Regions from separate parts of the Homo sapiens genome. Here region 2 is linked to region 1. Evidence: read pairs that join two places in POLR2A ChIA-PET (ENCODE). Cell type or tissue: Panc1. All regions are shown on one strand. Links, peaks and the distances in the headings refer to the core of each region. The heading gives the core; the rest is flanking DNA.

Region 1 (5,388 bases), core at 146-5,145:
TTATTATTATCCCTACTTTTACAAATGAAGAAACTGAAGCTCAGAAAATGTGGAAATAAATGAAGATCACCCAAATGATAACAAGCAAAGACTGTTTACTGAGAACTTGCTACAGTGAGGAAGTTGGCCACCATCACTTGCACTGGGCAGAGATTCTAGCAGGCAGAGGAGTGGGAAAGCTTTATAGCAGAAAAAAGGGAAGTCTTCAGGTACGCCCCAACTGGAGGCTATTGGCATGGGGAAGCTGTAGGTGAGACAACTAGAAGTGGGACATCCTATGTGATTGTTGAGATGTACATAGTTGGCTTTCTCTAGTTGGTCCTAAGTCGAAAGCCGGGGTGGGTGAGGGGCAAAAATGTGGAAGTTGTCAGTTATTAATCAAACCCTGGCCATTTTGGGCCAATGAGAGTTATTGTTTATTTCATGGACTGCCTGCTAGACATAGTAGTCTGACTTCCTGAACTGGTTACTGTAGATAGTAGACTGACTTTCTGGACCGGTTTCCTCGGGTTGTGGGTCAGAATTTTATTTTCTATGTGTGGTGTGGCCATTGTCCTTTTGTATATCTAGTCTCTCAAGTTTTGAAACAACTTGCTCATGAACAGATTTCAGAATTAATATTGAAATTCATGATGCAATGGACAGTATGAATTTTACCATCTCAAAACATTGTCTCTGTGGAAGGACCCCAAGGAAAAGGGTAGCAGAAATAACCAAGTTGGCAGATGTGATCATGCTTCAGCTGAATACCTGCCAATAGTGGACACTGTCCATTATTTTCCCATCAAACTTCATCCTCCTTGCTAACCAAAGGCTGACTTTATTCAGTTATTAAATCCCTTAGTTAGCAGTAGGATTGACTCAGGAGAAATTTACCCTTTCTCCAACTCTAGGAATCTTGTTTTTTTCTAAGACAAACAACATGTGACATTGCCCTGGTTTCCTTCCCCTCCACCCTCCAGGCATGAACACGTGACCTGATTTGGCTCAGAAAGAATGGAAGAGGATAGGAGTATTTCTCTTTCTGGCTGGGTAGCAACAAAGAAGAATACATGTGCCCCTTGTTTCTGGTTGCTATTATTGACCATAGGGCAACCAGCCTTAGGTGAAGTCAATGCTGTGGATAACAGAATCAAAAGGCAAAAAAGAACCTGGGTTCTTTATGACATCAATAAATCACTGATTCAACCAATTTTGTAGCTGTCCTTCCTCTGGGCTTCTGTTCCATGAAATAATACATTTTCTCATTGTTTAAGCAAGTTCGAATTGGGTTTTCTGATACTTAGAGCAAAAAGCACCATAGATAACACAGCAGCCTAGCCATGAGTCTTTGCCTTCATACTGTGTCCCAAGTCCAGTGGTAACACCTGTGAACATTCAATGGCGCAAGGTGGTTAAGAGACATTGCACTAGACTCAGAATGCCTGCATTTGAACCCTGCTCTACCTCTTTTAATTGCTGACTTTGGGCCAGCTACTTAGTTTCTCTGTGCTTCACCCCTTTATCAGTAAACTGGGGAAAATGATAATACCTAACTTATAGGGTTAGGATTATAATAAGGGCTAAAATATGTCAAGTGCTCAGAAGAGTGCTTGGAACATTATAACAGCATTAAAGTGTTCGTATTATTATTAAACACTTAGCAAATATTTTCTTAGCTTTCTTCCTTCCAGAATTTAAAAAAAATATATTTACATCGTTGAAACTTCATTTTCATTACTGAATAATTACATAATGATTCAAAAATCATTTTTATTACTGAAGCCACTTAAGTCCAGTTTTTTTTTACCTCTGATTCAAATGCATAGCTGGGCTTCAGCATCACAGAAGCAATCATAAAAAAAGGATCACTCTTTGCCTCCTTTCTCTAAACCCCTCGTGTTCTGACAATTGACATTTCCACCCTGTGTGGAACAGACCCATGTTTGCTTTCACTTAGCCTCTTCTAATGTCTTTTAACCATCTTTTTTTTTTTTTTTTTTTTTTTTTTTTTTTTTTTTGAGACGGAGTCTCACTCTGTCACCCAGGCTGGAGTGCAGTGGCGCGATCTTGGCTCACTGTAAGTTCTGCCTCCTGGGTTCAAGCCATTCTCCTGCCTCAGCCTCCCAAATAGCTGGGACTATAGGCACCCAGCACTATGCCTGTCTAATTTTTTGTATTTTTAGTAGAGACTGGGTTTCACTGAGTTAGCCAGGATGGTCTCTATCTTCTGACCTCACGATCCACCTGCCTCGGCCTCCCAAAGTGCTGGGATTACAGGCGTGAACCATCTTAATAACTGCCATGTCAATATCTTCTTTTAAAATTGTTGAAAAGCTACTGCTATAGTAGCAGTGGCAATGCATTCTGAGGGAGCTGCCACATAGCCCATTCCTGATTGCACCTGTGGTCTGCACCCCTCGTCTGTGATGATATCGAACCAAGAAAAGGAAAACTTACTACCCAAGAACTTGCTCTGTGTTTAGTACTATCCTAGTTGTTTTCACTAGTTCTTGAAGAATATTTCTATTAATAGCATGCATACAATTTAAGTGATTTTTAAAGAGTTTTGTGTCAGTCAGAATAACCTAAGTTATATACAAGTAACCAAAAAGCCCCCAATTTTTGTTGGTATAGAGTAACAAAGGCTTGTCTTCCCCTTCAACCTACATATCCACTTGAAGTAAGCGGGGCTGGGGGATCAGGGTCTATATAAGGAGTCTGCAAATGTTTTCTTAAAAGGCCACTTAGTGAATAGGCTTTTAGGCTATATGGTCCCTGTTGTAACGACTCAGTTTTGCCATTGTCATTTCAAAGTATGCATAGACAAATGGGTACGGCTATGTTCCAATGAAGCTTTATTTACAAAAACAGGTGACCACAGGCTGTAGTTAGCTAACTCCCACTGCATATCATCCTCACTCCAGGACCCAGAGTGTGAACGCACCATCATTTGGAAAACTGTCGATCATGGTGGCAGAAGGGAAAAGGATCATGGAGAATCTCTCACTAGTTTTTAAATGTTTCACCTGGAAGTGACCCCTGTCACTTCCACTCACATTTTACTGACATGGAAAATCATATGACCACACCTAACTTCAGTAGATTGGGGAGGAAGCTGTCCTCCTTGAGCCTAGAAGAAGAGAACAAGAAACACCAGTAAGCAGCCTTAATGTCTATCGCATGTTGCATCATTCTTCTGTTCATCTCTTTCTGTGGCTTTTTGTTGAACTTTATGTTCCTAGTTAAGGAAATGAGTTGCAAAGTTGTGGTTTACTCAATGTTCTTACAGGTGTATTGCTCAGTTTCTGGATAAGCTGGGCCTCTTTACCTCCTTTTTCTGCTTTTCTTGTCCAGGCTGTAGGCTTGTTATTACTCTTCAACCAGAGCACTACAGAGTTAGAGGGAAAGTGAAGCATAATGCAAATTCATTCACCTCAAGTGTGGTCTCTGGGCCTTGCCTTACCACACAGGAAAGTCCCTTCAGTGGGCTTATTGTCAGACTTGTCTGAAGTTTTCATATTATTGACTATTAGCTAATTCACACAGTCTATTCAGGGTAACTCTTCTTAGGGGCCAATGTCTGGCCCGTGTTGGACAGCTATATATATATATTAGAACGGCGTGTGTGTGTGTGTGTGTGTGTGTGTGTGTGTGTGTGTGTGTATGTGTATGTGTGTGCGTAGGGATGAAGATTAGAGAACCTAATTTGGTCAACCTTTTCCATAGCTTCAATTGCATCTCATTACAGTTTTCTGCTATTTCCTCTTTACATTTTCTCTCCTTTTCTTCCCAAGGAACCCCAATGTTTTCAGAGAATAAAAGTTAGGTTGAAGAGAGTAAGAGATAAAGATAACTTTTTGGTTAAATTTCCTTTGCCTATTATATGCCTAATCATACCCTCCTCCAAATTCCTTTCTTGCTTTCTCTCTCCCTCCCTCCCTTCCTTCCTTCTTCCATTTATCTATCCATCCAATGTCCAAATGAGTGTCTATTGTTTGCCAGGCCCTGTGCTAGGCAAGTCATGGGTATATATAAATGCGGCTGACAGAGACTCAGTCCTTTGCTTTATGGAGCTAATAACTTTAGTGGGCAAAAATTATGATAATTGATAAGACACCTGAAGAATACTGGAAACTGGAGGATTCCAAGGGAGTAGGTGGTGATGGCATCTACCTTATGGAAGGTCTTAAAGCATTGGAGGGAAGGGTTCCTGTTGTTTTGCATGAATGAAGATAGTATGAAGGGATTTTATTCAAATGTTTTTGTTCTTCAATCTTTTGCTTCCATTGTTTATGCTCCTGCCATCTTTAGTCTTGTTCAGAGAATGGCAAACAGCCAGCAAGTTCTCAGTAGATTTCCCATTTGTCATAGGTTTCTCATGTATCCGGGTTTGGCTTAAAGATCAAATTGCCTTTAGGTTGACTTCTGATCCTTGCCAGAAAGAGCTGACCCTTTCTCCACTCATCTGTGCAAACCTTTACTCAGGTGAGACTTTCACACAATTTGAATAAAAGAACAAAAACTCTCCAGTAACTAAAAGGAGTAAGAAAGGCATAACTGTTTTATTTTGTTGGCTCCAAAGCTCAAGCCTATTATTTGAAATTTTTATGTTCTCTTATCATTTTGGTTTTATTTCATTTTAATTTTTTATGGAAAAAATGTATGTCTAATTGGAATGCAGACCAAAATAAAATTATTAGAGTGGAAAAAATATTTTAAGAAAATAACGTTTACATAAAATCAGCACAATGTCCAAACAAACAAAACCATGTATGTACAGTGAAAACACATTTATTTTAAATACTGAAAAAAGTGCTACTTCATATTATAGGATTTCCAGAAAGTATGCTCCTTTTGTTTGCTCATTAGGAAAAATTTTTGTTTTAAAATAAGATATTTTGATTTAAACTATTTCTATGTACTCTCTTAAACCAAACATAACTTGCTTTTTTCTTGATGACTCCGAGCCATGATTATTAATTCAGGTGATTCTGATTTTCTATTATGTATTGATGCCTTCATTGCCTACGAGAGAGTTGTAGGACAATTTGCCTTAATAGGAATAACAGAATGCTATCCTTTAAAAGTGTTTCCATGAAAACTTATTTATAGGTTTGGCTGTTTGGGGGTTTTGTTTTATTTAATGTCTCCTTCATTATTAAGGATGTCAGACATCCTTCCTCCCATATATTATCGTTTCTAGTAACCAGAAAGCTAACAATTTACTATTTTTTATTTATGTTGAGCATATTTATTAGGATAAACTTGTATGCACAGGTAAACATTTAGAATAAACTAACGTGGCTAAAACAAAAAAAAGAAACTTATTTACGTGCCATGCATAAGAATTCCAGAGATATGTAGCACAAGACCAGTATGGCACATTTTGAATTTCATAGGCATTCA
Region 2 (5,388 bases), core at 280-5,279, 590 kb before region 1:
GCCAAATGTTTCCTGGGGAGGGGAGAGCAAAATCACCCCTGGTTGAAAACCACTGTTTAAGGCTGAGATGAAGACCTTTAGTGAGAGGGAAGAGAAGACTCTTGGGAGAATAAGGAAAATGAGGGCTTCCTCCAGAATTCAGATATTTATTCTCCAAATTCTTCTACTTATGGAAGTTACTCAAAGATGCTTACAAGTGTTTTTAGGAAATTGATCTTATTCCAAGGCAAGCCAATATTACAAATATTATTTTAAACTGTAACTTATAATTGCTTTTCTACACTTCTTAATGGATATAAGCCTTTGTCTTAAAGAATGCTATTGATTCATTCATTGTTTTCATAACTTGTGGCGCTGCCAGCCTTCCACTTGGAATGGCATCAAGTCGTGTTTTGCTTTCATCCCCAAAACTTTGCAAACTACTTTGAGGCATTGCTGAAAATACATTTTAGTGGAATAAGTTAGGCTTTACTGCGATTCTCAAATTTAAGAACCCATTTTATCTACTAGCTAGCAAAGCAACCATTTTAAATTGGAATGTAATAGTTACCTAGATCCATGTTGCCATGTTGCTGCACAGACTTAAAATATTTTACTACCAGTGAAATTGTACTTTGCATATAATACTAACCTTGCCAAATAACCTTATGACCAAACCTCATATCTTGAGTGACTAACGTTAATATACCTTAATCTGAAGTTTAAGAGTACTCCCTTATTCAGCATTTACATCTTATCTTGATTTATATTTTTCTCCAAATAATAGAAAAACACTGCAAATGGTGTTTTGTTTTGTTTTTAGTGGCTCTCTAGGCCCCTTTTTCTCAATTTGTTTCAACCAACATTTATCAAACAAGGAGTATGGGCCAGGACTTGTGCCAACTTTAAGCAGATTTTAGTCATAAAATCAGATGTGTTTCTTCTAAAATCATGCTGTAATTTATTCTCCATTATTTTGATATTAGTGAAGGTTAACTACTGCAAAAGTTATCAGTTTCTCCATCTATAAATAGAGGACAGAAATCAGGAAATAGAAGAGAGAAGCTATAAAAGGCAGGCTAGATTTGTACAAAACTACACATCTAGCTTATATGACTCAAAGATGTGGTGAGAATTCTGTTTCCTGTCACTATTTACTACTTGGCATCAAGTAGATGAAAAAAAGCTGAAGCTTTTGGGCTAAACTTTTATTTTCATCTGGATAGATGGCAGGCCTCGAGGAACATCACAGGTAAAACTCTTGAAATGTCTATAACTTCAGATGAGTTATGGACAAAATATATACTTTCTGGCCTATAATTTGTTCACTGTATTTTTCCATATTTGCTACTGATTAGTAATATATTAAGTATCAGTCAGTAGGAATAGTATTAATATTGCCAATGCATTTAAAAATTTTAATTTTAACTATAATTTTTACTTGCTTTTTGATTCTGTGTCTTTTACTTTAGGTGCTGTGCCCCTAGTCAGGAATCGGTTTACTTGGCTGTGTAGGAGTTATGTAAAAATTTCCAAATGATATAAGCCAGGTGTTCACAGCTCGCTATGCATCGAAACTACACTGGAAGCTTTCCAAGAGTAGGTGTCTGTTACCTATAGCAGGGATGACAAAGATGGCACGTGGGCCTATTTTCACTGTCCCTTAGGCAAGTCATCTTCACAAACTCACCGACCTTGCAGTGCCCCATCCCCCCATCCCAATCATGTTCCCTCTCCCTCACCTGGGAGGACTATCCTTGGCAAGAGTCAGATCCAATGACCTCTTCCTGCACTGCTGTGAAGAGTTTATGGGAGCACAGCGGCTTTCACACACACTCTCCTGCTGTACAGTGCCATCCTAGCTGCCCCTGTGTGTGTCACTTCCTACATCTCTCACTGGTCTGAGCGGTACAGAGCAACTAGAACCTTAGAAAATTAGTTTTCGAAGGTTTCTTATCTTAGTTCTGTATGTCACAGTACACAACACACTTGCCATCTTAGCAGTGGTATTTTACAAACATTCCCTCTTGCTCTTCCTCTCATTCCTTTTCCTGTTGTTTCTAACTCTCATTGCTTGATTATTGGCTCTTCAAGGAGAAGGAAGAAATAGGTTAAAACCCAACTAGAAGATACTGGGGGAGGAAAGGGGACTCAGTAGAGTAGAGTACAAGGGGAGGGTTATCAGTGTTAGTCTTAGAATGAGGCTAGTGCTGCCAGACTAGAAATTATTTGTCTGGCGTGTGCTATTGTTTGAATGTCATTTGTCTTCGCCAAAACTCATGTTGAAATTTAACCCCCAGTGTGGCCCTGTTGGGAGGTGTGGCATAGTGTGAGGTGTTTGGGTCATGGGTGTGGATTCTTTATGCAGGGAAGAATGCCCTCCTTGGGGTGGGTGAATCCTTGCTTTCCTGGAGAATGGATTAGTTTCTGAGAGACTGGGTTGTTAAAGAGAGTCTGGCTTCCTTGGTTTCTCTTTTGCTTCCTCTCTTGCCATGTGATCTCTTTGCACGTGCCAGCCCCCTTTTCACCTTTTGCCATGAGTTGAAGCAGCCTGAGGCCCTCATCAGATGCAGATGCCCAGTCTTGAACCTTCCAGCCATCAAAATTGTGAGCCAAATAAGCCTCTTTTCTTTATAAATTACCTCAGCCTCAGGTATTCTGTTATAGCAACACAAAACAGACTCAGACAGTGCAGGAATGTGCGGTGGCAGCCATGGCCCAACATGTGGTCAGGTCTTAGTGGTGTGTTCCCCAGCCCTGGCGGCCAGCATCCCTGCCCACTTGTCACACAGTGCTAGTACCTTCCTGAGAAGGCTGCTCAGAAAGCTGAGCAAGTACAAACAATTGATGTGGGTTGAATTGTATCTCCCTAAAATTCATGTTGAAGTCCTAACCCCTAGTACCTCAAAATGTGACCCTATGTGGAAATAGGGTCATGGCAAGTGTAATTAGTTTAAGATGAGGTAATACTGGAGTCAGGTGGGCCTGTCATCCAATATGACAGGTGTCCTTATAAAAAGCAACATTTGGAGACAGTCACATATACAGAGAGAACACTGTGTGAAGATTGGAGTTATGCTGCCACAAGCCAAGGAACCACCAGAAGCTAAGAGAAAGGCCCAGAACGATCCTTCCATAGTGCCTTCGGAGGAAGCATGCCCTGTCTGCACCCTGATCTCAGATTTCTGGCATCCAGAGCTATGAGACCATAGCTTTCTGTTGTTTAAGCCGCTCGCTTTGTGGTGCCTTGTTATGGCCACCCTAGGAAACTAATGCTGTGTAACAATGTGGCAATGGCAGGCCTACGTTGGTCTTGACTCAAAGCTCCTGGAAGGGTGCTGGTTTGATGGTGCTAAGAAATGTGTACTGTCCAAATCCAAACATCTGGAATGAAACCTATGTAAGTTGATAATAGACATATACATATAAGGAAATAAAAATATAATTTCCGAGCAACTCCATGAAAATAATGATTGCTGAAACTACTTGTTATGATACTTAACGCAAATGATAAAAACCTGTGGTCACTGTTGGGCTTCTTATATGCCAAAGAATCTGTTTCTCCAGGTACCAGGGCAATCCCAGGAGCTAAGCACTCCAGGCCATCTCCTTCTATAACTCAGCTCAACCAATGTTTACTAACCTGACCAAGTACTAAGAATTCTAAGCAACGGCAGTAGAAATAAAAAAAATCAGACACAATCCCTGCCATTAAGTAGCTTGCTGCATAGTAAATAATAAGAAAGGTAGAATTTTGGAAGAATCTTTCACTTATTAGCCTATAGGGAATTCCATCCACTTACACCGAGGACTGTTGAAGACTCTTAGTTACAGGTGATGGAAATACAACTCAAGCTGGCTAAAATGAACACACAGATAAAACCCTGACTAATTTGAGGATGAAAATATGATTTTATTAATGTATTAGTCAGGGTTCTCTGGAGAAATAGAACCAGTAGGAGACAGTGAGGGAAGGAGAGACTGAGATAGGGAGATGGGAGAGAGGCGGAGAAGGAAGGAGAAATAGACATAAAGAAAGATATTTATTTTAAGGAATTTGCTCATATGATCGTGGGGGCAATTTGTAGGGCAGGCTGGCAGGCCGGAAATTCAGGTAAGAGTTAACGTTACAGTCATGACTCCAAATTCTGCAGGGCATCAGGCTGGAAACGCAGGCAGCATTTCTGTATTGCAGACTGGAGGAGAATTCCTTCTTCTTTGGGAAATATCAGTCTTTGTACTTAACGCCTTCAACTGATTGGATGATGCCCACACACATTATGGCGGGTACCCAACATCTACTAATTTTAATGTTAATCACATCTTTTAAAAATACCTTCGCAATAACATCTAGACTGGTGTTTGACCAAACAACTGGGCTTCACAGCCTATGCAAGTTGACACTCAGAGTTAACCACGACAGGTTGAGTGGAACCCAGGGAGTGCCCTTCAGTCACCAGGAATCTACCCCTCCCCATCTTTCCACTCTACTTCTTCCTCGGTGAAGGCTGTGACTGCCCTGTCTTCCTGTACATGCCCATGGCTGAACCAGTCATTGTGGCCAAGGGAGTGCAGTTTTCTGGCTGGGGCAGAGAATGGGGAGAAAGGCTGTTGTGTTAGAAGAAGGGATGTCAAGCAGGCAAAATCAGGAGCTGTAGGCAAGCATAGTTTTGAAGGAAACAAAAACATTTTGTGCAAAACCAGCCCTGGAATACTGAAAGGTGGGAAGGAAGAGGGAGCAAGGAGAGACTGGGAGAAATGAAGAGTCCTTGCTGGAATGCCTTATATACTGCTGCTGGAGGTGGGCAGTGACATCAGTGGTCACCAGAGACCATATGTAACTGATGGGCTTATATCCATTAGCTTGATTTAAACCACTTTGAATCTCATGAAATTTTCCTTTGAGGAAAATTTAGTTTTTCTCATTGATTTAAAGTCAGTAATTTCTGTTCCTCTGAGCACAGAATTGCTTTTAATTATAAATGTATGACATTTAAAATTATTTAAATACAAATATTTTTACACCAAGGGGTATGGAATGTGGGGTGTGGGAAGTGGGGATGGAAGCAATGAATTTTTTCCTGTGCAAAAACCCTGCTGGAAAAATATTTTCCCTTAGTCATTCTTCCAAAAATCATCCCTCTCAGAGATGCTTCTTATTTAAAATTAAATGGAATTGACATTCAGAGATTTTTGAATAATTTAGCTGAACTTGTTTCAGTGATTACGTAATGGTTGCAAATGGGTCAAGGCCCGGGTCATTTGTGGGAAATAATAAATATATTTGTTTCCGTAGCCATTGTTCATCTGCCTCCCTCATCCTCATCTTCTCCTATCCCCACAGCTGCTTCCACTCTCTCCACACTGGAAGCTCCCTGAGACAGTGGCTCCCTTTTATCCATCCTACTC

The links. Peaks named below come from ENCODE experiments on the same cell type or tissue, not always from the same donor. Only the 100,000 strongest peaks of a DNase experiment are listed, where the experiment ranks them.
Region 2: POLR2A ChIA-PET joins it to region 1 with 5 read pairs; 2 of 35 experiments call an interaction of 5 or more read pairs at or near these places.

The regions. Positions count from the first base shown.
Region 1 is chr2:191,190,886-191,196,273 of GRCh38, forward strand. The region is part of intron 1 of LOC105373804 (a long non-coding RNA gene); the gene reads left to right. Among named protein-coding and RNA genes, the nearest start is that of STAT4, 43 kb to the left of the region's middle. In Panc1, for the core only: no CTCF peak of the experiment used is centred there; no DNase peak of the experiment used is centred there; H3K27ac peaks cover 499 bases.
Region 2 is chr2:190,598,174-190,603,561 of GRCh38, forward strand. The region is part of intron 4 of NEMP2-DT (NEMP2 divergent transcript); the gene reads left to right. It also overlaps a transcript of NEMP2 not described here. Among named protein-coding and RNA genes, the nearest start is that of NAB1, 48 kb to the right of the region's middle. In Panc1, for the core only: no CTCF peak of the experiment used is centred there; no DNase peak of the experiment used is centred there.